Regions from separate parts of the Homo sapiens genome. Here region 1 is linked to region 2. The links are chromatin contacts, found by Hi-C or POLR2A ChIA-PET in ENCODE. All regions are on one chromosome and are shown on one strand. Each heading gives the region's core, a stretch centred on a gene start or an enhancer-like site at or near the end of the contact. The rest is flanking DNA. Distances are from core to core; before and after follow the strand shown.

The links. A loop is a pair of places that touch in the nucleus more often than their neighbours do. ChIA-PET counts read pairs that join two places held with the same protein, here RNA polymerase II (POLR2A). Pooled maps may share reads with other maps.
Region 1: a map of motor neuron shows a loop between it and region 2 (3-fold over the local background). The contact joins two enhancer-like sites. A Hi-C loop is called at or near these places in 7 of 168 maps with a recorded cell type or tissue (HL-60/S4, mammary epithelial cell, motor neuron and 3 more) and 4 of 50 pooled maps. POLR2A ChIA-PET finds 5 or more read pairs at or near these places in 2 of 52 experiments (CD4-positive, alpha-beta T cell and naive thymus-derived CD4-positive, alpha-beta T cell).

What each region holds. Positions count from the first base shown.
Region 1 is chr20:20,822,195-20,826,792 of GRCh38, forward strand. No RefSeq gene overlaps it. Among named protein-coding and RNA genes, the nearest start is that of RALGAPA2, 110 kb to the left of the region's middle. Within about 2 kb of position 2,942, at least 2 of the 41 ENCODE cell types and tissues checked have a DNase peak (open chromatin) inside an H3K27ac peak, as active enhancers do.
Region 2 is chr20:20,679,017-20,683,342 of GRCh38, forward strand. It overlaps RALGAPA2 (Ral GTPase activating protein catalytic subunit alpha 2), which reads right to left. Exons shown (of 40, transcript NM_020343.4): 2 at 1,675-1,785. Among named protein-coding and RNA genes, the nearest start is that of RALGAPA2, 31 kb to the right of the region's middle. Within about 2 kb of position 2,100, at least 3 of the 41 ENCODE cell types and tissues checked have a DNase peak (open chromatin) inside an H3K27ac peak, as active enhancers do.

The sequences.
Region 1 (4,598 bases), core at 1,692-4,191, 140 kb after region 2:
GCTGGTCGCTTGGCAAGAGGAACCCAAAGTGATAAGGCAGCAGCAATAGCTTAAATGTAGTAGGACTCACACGGTTTCTCCTGGAAGAAGTGTTACCCCTCTAGGAACTGGGATCTTATAGACTAGTGCTGTCTGATAGAACTTTCTATGATGATGGAAATGTTCTATATCTGATTTGTCCAACATGGTAGATAATAACTATGTGTGGCCACTGAGCCCTTGAAATCTGGCTAGTGTGTCACGGAGAGTGAATTTTAAGGCCAGGCGTGGTGGCTCATGCCTGTAATCTCAGCATTTTGGGAGGCCAAGGTGGGGGGATTGCTTGAGCCCAGGAGTTTGAGACCAGCCTGGGCAACATAGTGAAATTCTGTCTCTACAAAAAATAAAAAGAAAATAAGCCAGGCATGGCTGAGGTGGGAGGATTGCCTGAGCCTGGAGGTTAAGGCTGCAGTGAGCTGTGATCATACCACTGCACTACAGCCTGAGTGACAGAGTGAAAGCCTGTCTCAATAAATAAATAAATCAACAAATATGTAAAGTGAATTTTAAACTTTATTTTAATTACTTTAAATTTAAATAGCTACATTGGGATAGTGGCTACTGTGTTGGCCAGTGCAGCTCTGTATCATCAGAACCTAAAGCTGCAGAGTACAATGCCCAAACTCCCCACCTGGGTCACTGGAGGTGATGGTGAGTAGGGCCACGCCTTAATATCCATGCCTTGGCTCTATCAATAGGGGACATGGCACCATGCCATGGTCTTTGATTCAGGGCATATACTACATCCCAGAGAATGCCACCCTATACCGGAAGGGCATCATCTCCAAGCTGGAGCCCCAGCTGTGCCTTCAGAAGGCTCTGGCATCACTTTCTCAGGCATCAGCTTGTGAGTGCTGCAGAGAGGACTACTAGACCCATGACCAAGTATCCCTCCTCTGCTGTGAAGTGGGTTGCTTGATCCGAGGTGGTGGTGAGTAAGCGGAGCTCCATGTTGGTGGATCAAATATTATAAGATGGATTGTGGTGCTGGCCAACACTCTACAGGCAGGGAAGCAGAATGTGTGTTGCCTCCAAGCAAGATGAATTGCTCCCCCTTCCAGAGTGAAGGGATCCAGTGTCATCAACTCGCCACCAACTCTTTCATCGGTCACTTTGAAAGATTAGGGGTTTGACTTTGGTTTCTGTGGCTCGCAAATTGGCCCTTTGGCTGTGGCAGTGGCTCAGCCTTGGCGAGTTGGAGCTCTTCTGTCTGGCACATGCAGAGCCTCCACCCCTGCCACCATGGCCTTTCCCTTTGTGAGCCCGTTGTGCCAGCACTGGGACAACCGATGGCAGAGGCTAGAACAGACAGCAGCTGACCGAGCCGTTCTCTCTCCTTGGCTGTGTCAAGCCTTTTCTGGGTTGTTTGCTCTCTGGCGGATATTAACATCTGTGCCAGGATCTTCACTGGGTGCCAACTTCCATAGACACAGTCACATGTCTCTTCCCCTCCGTGTTCTCAACCTTCCTCCTTCCAGGCCCTGACGAGCCCATCAAATCACACAAGACTGCCCAGGAGCCAATGTGGAGTCTGATTTCAGGATACTTCTCTTTCTACACTGCCTGAAGCCCTGCCCACTGCGAGAGCTTCCCCATTACCGCCGTCTCTCATGACCACCCTGAATGAGGCGGCCAGAGTACATCTGCAGCCAGTTTTTATTTTGTGCCCACATTTCAAGCTCACTCACCCCTGCACCAAGCTTAACCTTTCCCCTCCTCTGTCAGGTGATCACAAGGGACTCTCCCATGTGCCTCTGAGTGCGATCTGAGGGAAGGGCGCTGGTGTGGGGGTGATGGCACATGGGAGCGTGGGTCACAGCTCCATCACCAAATCGTTCCTCTCCTCATGTTCCTGCCCCTCGTTTATGTTGTGACTTGACCCTGGTTCTTGCTCTGGAATCCAGGAGGGAGGTGGGGACACAGCCTAGGGCAGGGATGTGCATGTTGTCTGGCAAGATAAAGGCTCAAGTGATCCCACAGGGAGCTCTGGAGCTAGGATGTCCCTTTGGCATCATCCTGAATTGAGGTGAGAGGACTGGCCCTTTTCCCTCCATATTGTCCAGACATTGGCTGCAAGCTGCCTCCCGAGAGAGTCACCACAACCTTGGCCAGGGTAGTCAATGCCCAGAGAAGCTCTCAGCTGTGAGCTGTGAGCAATGGCTCTCCCAGCAGCTGGGGGTGTGAGTGCCTCGCTCCAGAAGGGAGATCTAACTCTAGAATTCACCCAGCGCTCTGCTCTGTTCAGCCGCCAATAATACAGAGAAGATTCTACAGGCCTCCAGAGAGAAAAAAGAGGACTTAGAAAAAAATAAAATTAGAAAACAACATTTTATTTTTAAAAAAATTCCTTCCTTTTGTAAATGTTTGCTAAAATCATCCCTTAATCAGTTAAGGGATCAATTCAAAGACTACTGGTTGAGGTAGTACTAATTCTACTGTGTCAAAAACAACTCGCTTTACTAAAGTAAGCCTTGTAGGGGTAGGATTTGGGGTTGTCCTGTACAACTAACTGCTACCTGGAGTCCTCTACTTCCCCTCAAAGGAGAAAAAATAAGAACGAGAAAAAGAGCAGAGGCGGTACAGAGGAAGGATCACTCTGAAATGAGCAGAGGAACGCGTGGACCATGCAAGACTGTGGGGCTCCCCGTGGATCGCCCCGAAGTGCTCTGAATACCAAGCAATTCTTCAAAGTCTTATCACAAGACAGTGACCATCATGTATAGACAGCTTACATTTGTTGAGTAGGAAAGTGTCCCAGGGCCTGCTCCCTGCTCTGCCACACGTGGAGGCCCAGGGCTGGGGCTGTGTTCTGTGGGAGAAATCCGCGGGGTCGAGCTGGTGGGGAGACGCCTGGTAGGGCGAGGCGTTTGGTTTACTCTTGTGACTTTGGTCAACGCTCTGCAGGTTTGGCCGGCTCTTCTCTAGCGCCCTCTGCTGGAAAACGTCAGGAACTCTGTATTGAAAATACGTAATGAATATTTTTCAGTTTTTGGGCTTTTCTAGTGGGGAATTCCAGGTGCTCTCTCCAAAGCCCAGAGCCTCCCCAAGAGGAGCAGCTTTTACGAGACATTCTAGAAGGCAGAGAGGAGAATTCTGCTTCAGTCTGGTCTGAGAGGGGCCTGGGAGCCTCTCTGGTGGGTAAGAACCCAACTCTGGCACTGTCCCCCGCTGAGACTGTGAGCTGCGAGGGAGGCCGGGGTGCAGGCCTGCCTCCAGCGTGATTAGCTGTCTCAGGGGACAAATTCATCCCCAAGTACACCGTGAGGGGTTTCTGCCTCTCTTCCCATCTTGCTTTGAGGGTGGTAACAAGATTTATTCTTGAAATTGAAGGGGCTAAGTATTTTATACCAAACCTATAATTTGTTTTATTATTTTTTGAGACAGGGTCTCACTCTGTTGCCTAGGCTGGAGTGCAGCACTCACTGCATGCTCTATCGTGGCCTCGACCTCCCAGGCTCTGGTGATTCTTCCATCTCAGACTCCCAAGTAGCTGGGACTGCAGGCGCCCACCACTATGCCCCACTAATTTTTGTATTTTTATTTTATTTTTTGAGACAGAGTCTCACTCTGTCACCCAGGCTGGAGTGCAGCGGTGCAATCTTGGCTCACTGCAACCTCCGCCTCCCGGGTTCCAGCGATTCTCCTGCCTCAGCCTCCCAAGTAGCTAGAATTACAGGCACACACCACCATAGCCAAATAATTTTTGTATTTTCAGTAGAGCTAGGGTTTCACCATGTTGGCCAGGCTGGTCTCAAACTCCTGATCTCAGGTGATCCGACCGCCTCAGCCTCCCAAAATGCTGGGATTACAGGCATGAGCCACGGCGCCTGGCCATATTTTTGTAGTTTTAGTAGAGACGAGGTTTTGCCATGTTGGCCAGGTCTTGAACTCCCGGCCTCAAGTGATCCTTCCATCTTGGCCTCCCAAAGTGCTGAGATTACAGAAATGAACCACCGCGCCCGGCCTAGAATTTATTTTTATATCGGTCTTCCCAAGTGACAAGTGCTGTTCTATAGAACGCTCACTTGAAATTATGCACAGGGAACTTTTTGCTCAAAACAAAAGATCCCCATGTTCAAATACGACTCCTATGGAATGTGCTTGCGTGCCTCCTCTGGAGACTGTAAGCTTCAGGTGGAAGCTTGGAACTTAGGATTTCATTATTCTGTGGACGCAGGGATCGGTGGATGGATAGGAGGACAAACAAATGACACATTCCTTTTTTTTCTTTTTGCTCATTGTATTTTTTTAAAAAACATTTTAAGTCTACTGTACATACAGAAATATGAACAAATAATAATTGTATAGCTTGATGACGTTTCTCAAACTCACCTCTGCACCTGGATCCAGGAAGAGAACATCCCCAGACAGTCTCTCACACCGTCCCCCATGAAGGTGGCTACTCTCCTGATTCTAACAGCAAGGATTCCTGTGACCAGCTTTTGTCCTTTGCCCAGATAGAACTACGCGGTGTGTTCTCGTCAGTGTCTGGCTTTTTCGCTCCCTATCAGGAGTGTAAGATTTACCCACATTTTTGTGTGCATGGATTATAATTATGG
Region 2 (4,326 bases), core at 850-3,349:
TAAAATAAGGAATTATCTAAAAGTTCTGACCATCACTCTCTTTCTCTGTATATACTTTTTCCCTTGGCAATAACACGATTTCACCTCTTTTCTCCCAAGCTCCAGTCACCTATATTGTACTGTCCAGCCAACACCTACACCAAGGTATCCCCCATGCACCTCAAACACAGACTGCCCAAAGCCACTCTCACCCTCCTGCCTTCCAAATCTGGCTCCCCTCCAGGGTTCCTGCGCTAATGGCACCTCACAAAGCAGACTCAGTGTCCTGAAAGCATCTTTGACTTCTCCCTTTCCCTTATAACCAAGTCTCATAGATGGTAGACCCACTGAGACACAACACTTTTCTTTTCCCTTAACTACTGCCTCCCTGGATCAGGCATCACCATCCCTCAGATGAATGACAGCATCAGCCTTCCAATTGGTGTTCTTGCCTCTGGTTCAATCGCTACTTTACAAGATACTTGTGATAGTAACAAACACTTTCAAGAGCTCTAACCACCTCCAGAACAAAGTCCAAACTCCTTAGCCTAGAATTCAAGGCTCCTTGCAAGCATTATCTAATTTCCTGCAAATCTCTTTCACACACCTTTGCTGCAAGAAAAAAAAAATGCATTTCCCATACATGTCGTAAGAACAGCCCTACCTTTACTCATGTTCTCCCCTCCAGCAGCAGTGCCGCTCTCTTCCACCTGAAATCCTGCTGTCCTTCAAGGTCCATTCCCAAGGCCACCTCTTCCCCAAAGCCTCATCTATATACTCAGCAGGAAGTCATCTCTCCCACTTCCCAAGAACCACAGAATTCTGTCTAAATCTCTCTTACAGAACAACTGACTTTTTAACTTTTTTCACAGTTATTTATGCATATGGCTTATTTTTTAAATAAATGAATGACATCTACTTCATAGAGCTGTGGGGATTCAGATTCAGCCCACAGACTACATGAAAATGAAAGAAGATGGTGACAGCAGCTACTACTTACTGACCATGGACTATGTGTCAAACTCTGTCCTAAAATGCTAGGATACCTGTGAACCTGTTTAACGCTGACAGGAGGAAGCCAGCTCAGAGACAGATTAATTTGCCCAAGGAGAAACAGCTAGAAGGGTGGGGCCAGGTTCCCAACCCAGTCTGGCTCCCCAGGCTACACTATCCTACCACTTAGGTGACAGGATGTATAATGTATACAGAACAGAATGTATAATGTGACCTTGTTGGTTTGATTTTCAAAGAATATAGTCACAAACATATATAAACATAATACATTAATAATATATCTGGAAGGAGATGCAGGAAATCTTTAATAGTGGTTGCCTCTGCAAGCAGGGCAAAACAGACACTTGAGTGTTCATTTCAGACCCTTTTATGGAATCTAAATTTTTTTAATAGTATGCATGTATTACTTTTCTTTCTTTTTCAGTAACTTACTCCTTTGAAAATCATGCTTTCTAAGGGTTCCTTCTGCTATTTTTGCTAGCCATGTGTTGTTCAATTAACATCCATATAAGTGAAAGCTCAAGAGAAACAAAGATGCCACCCTGTCCACCATGCTCTCACAGCTTTGCTAAAGGCTTGGCAAGAAAGAAAGCTTAAAAATGTATAATTTGTGGCTCATGATATATACAACTTATAAAAATGCCCGAATGTTTTTTAAAAAAAAACTACTGAAATGCTTACCTTTTAATTTCAAACTATTTTCCAGTGCTATAAAATTTTCATAGAAGATGAAATATATCTGAGAATAGTTGGTCTCAAAAAACTGCTTAAGATCATTTGCATCCACATTATCTGAAAAGAAAAAGTTTCCATTTATGACAATTCACTTTATAAAATCACAAGAATTTAGAAACAAACTTCTCAGAAAAGAAGGCAAGTACAACTAGTTTCATTCCCTTATAAGACAATACAAAACAAAACAGTATTCCTGTTTGTTTATTCTCCACCTAAGAGAGTTCTTACTTGAACCTTGAGTACCACCCACCACTCAGCCCTGCTCAGGAGACCGTGGAGCCAATTCAGGGAGGTCGGAGCTGACAGGAGCCAGCAACAACGGACCAGCTAGAAGGCTGGAGGTAAGCAGGGGCAGGTCTGGGGAGGGACATGACTTCCTGTTACGGGATGAGGAAGTAGAGGTTCATGGAGGAGGCAGTTTTTGACACAGGCCGTGAAGAGGGATGGGTTTGTACCTCTGAAAAACAACTTTGCTGGTGGAGCTCCTAAATGGACCAATCTCTGCTCCCTCCCCACCAACATAACTCTCTGGGCATGAAAAGAGAAACCAGCTCAAGTGAACTAGCACATGCTCCCCAACCACAAGCTTCTAGATGACCTGCCCCCACTCATGTATGGACACTGTAGGATCTACCATGTGTTCCTAGAGTTGCCCCTCTTGTACTAGACAGTTTTGCTAAACCACAGACTGCGGATAGATAGGCGGGGGTGTGGGGAACTTAGCACAGTGACAACTCCCACTGGGGCTGATTAGCAATACAGCCAGTTCTTCCAAGGGCCCCGATCAGCCAGGGTAAAACCTCACAATGCTGGGGGCTCAAAGTAGTTATCCACTGTCAACACACCTTTGTACATTTTCCTCAGTAAACAAGGTTGTTTGTGCCATTTACAGAGTACTGACCAAGGAGTTGGCACTTTGGGAGAATACACTAGCATCTGAGGAAAAGTAAAAACAGCTTTCTGGAGCCAGGCATTGTAGCTCACACCTATAATCCCAGCTACTTGGGAAGCTGAGGCAGGGTAATCGCCCGAACTCAGGAGTTTCCTGAGGCTACAGTGAGCTATGGTTGAGCCACTGCACTTCAGCCTGGGCAAGAGTGAAACCCCTGTCTCTTAAAAACAAAACAAAACAAAGCAAAAAACAAACAAACAAACAATAAAAAGCTTCCTTAAAATTCTGCAAGGATTACTCAAGAAAAAAATGTGTTGCTCTTCAGTCTGTAACAGTGTGGTACCAATTGCTTTTGCAGTCCTAACACTGTGAATCTATGTGAACATACATATTATGATTTTCAAATTATATAACGTTAGCAATAATGCAGATGATTCTGAAGAGTTGTTTTTCTCTGATAATTGTATAAGAGCTTTTCATGCAAAAATGTGCCCTGGCTCTTTGAAATAATGCATGTAAGGTGCTTATAAAGTCTTATGAGCTGCCAATTTCACACTATATTTACTGCACCAAAATAAAACTGGGCACACAGCTGTGAAAATTCCTAGCAAGGAACAAATTTACTGTGTGAAAGCAGGTAGCAATGAAACTAGTATCACCAACCCACATGAATATTAACCTTCCTATGATCTATACAATCTTGACAAGGAATCCTTGAGTGCCTTGTGGAGAATTTGCCAGTTCCAAGGAAGAGTTCAGTACACTTCAACTCTAATGCAAACTGCTAGCCCATCTACCACTAACTGAGCCCTCTTTCTGAAGCCAGCTTCACTCAGCTGGCTCCTACTCACCCTCACTAGTCAGCTAAAACATCCCCATCTTACCCCCAAGACTAGGTCTGCACCTCTGCTGTGTGGCCCCCACTCTATGCTTCCCTGTCACAGAACACATCACACTTTACTTAATTCTGGTGGAATTCTGATTGAATTCCTGACTTAATTCTGATGGAATAATCTGTCTCGTCTATGAGACATATTCCCTGCCCTCACAGAACCCACAGTCTATCTCGTGAATCATTATGTCCCATGCATCTAGCACAATATTTAGTTCAATATTTTCTTGAATTGAGAATCCATGAATTAGCCTACACATACAATGATAAAATAATGACTACAACTTATAAACCTACAGGGAAGAAATAGCCTAACCCTCAATCCTTGGGGCAATCAAAAGACAAATCTCATCTCATCTCTGCTGAGGACTTCTGATTTCCATCTGCAGCCCTGACATCTCCCACTGTGGGCTCTAGTCTCACAGACTGCTGCCAGCTGATTTCTCCACGTGAGGGTCTTAAAGGCCTCTCAAATTAAACACGTCCACAGGGAAGTCCTCCATCAGATCCTGTTCTTCCCTCTGGCTTTTCCGTCCCAGTAAGTTGGAACCTCCATCCACCCCGCTGCTCTGGCCAAAGCCTGGGCATCATTCCTCACTACCCATCCCCAGTATGCCATTCTGTTAGCCTGCCTTTAACACGTACGTGTTCCAGCCCTGGACTGCTTCTGCTCTCCACGGCCCTGCCTGGTCTGTGTGGCCATGAACCCTCACACAGGCTGTGACCTCTGCCCATTGCCTGGGTTCCCTGCTTCCACTCTTCTTCCATTCCCCATAGCGGCCAACTCGAATATTTAATAGAGTCAGTCAAATCA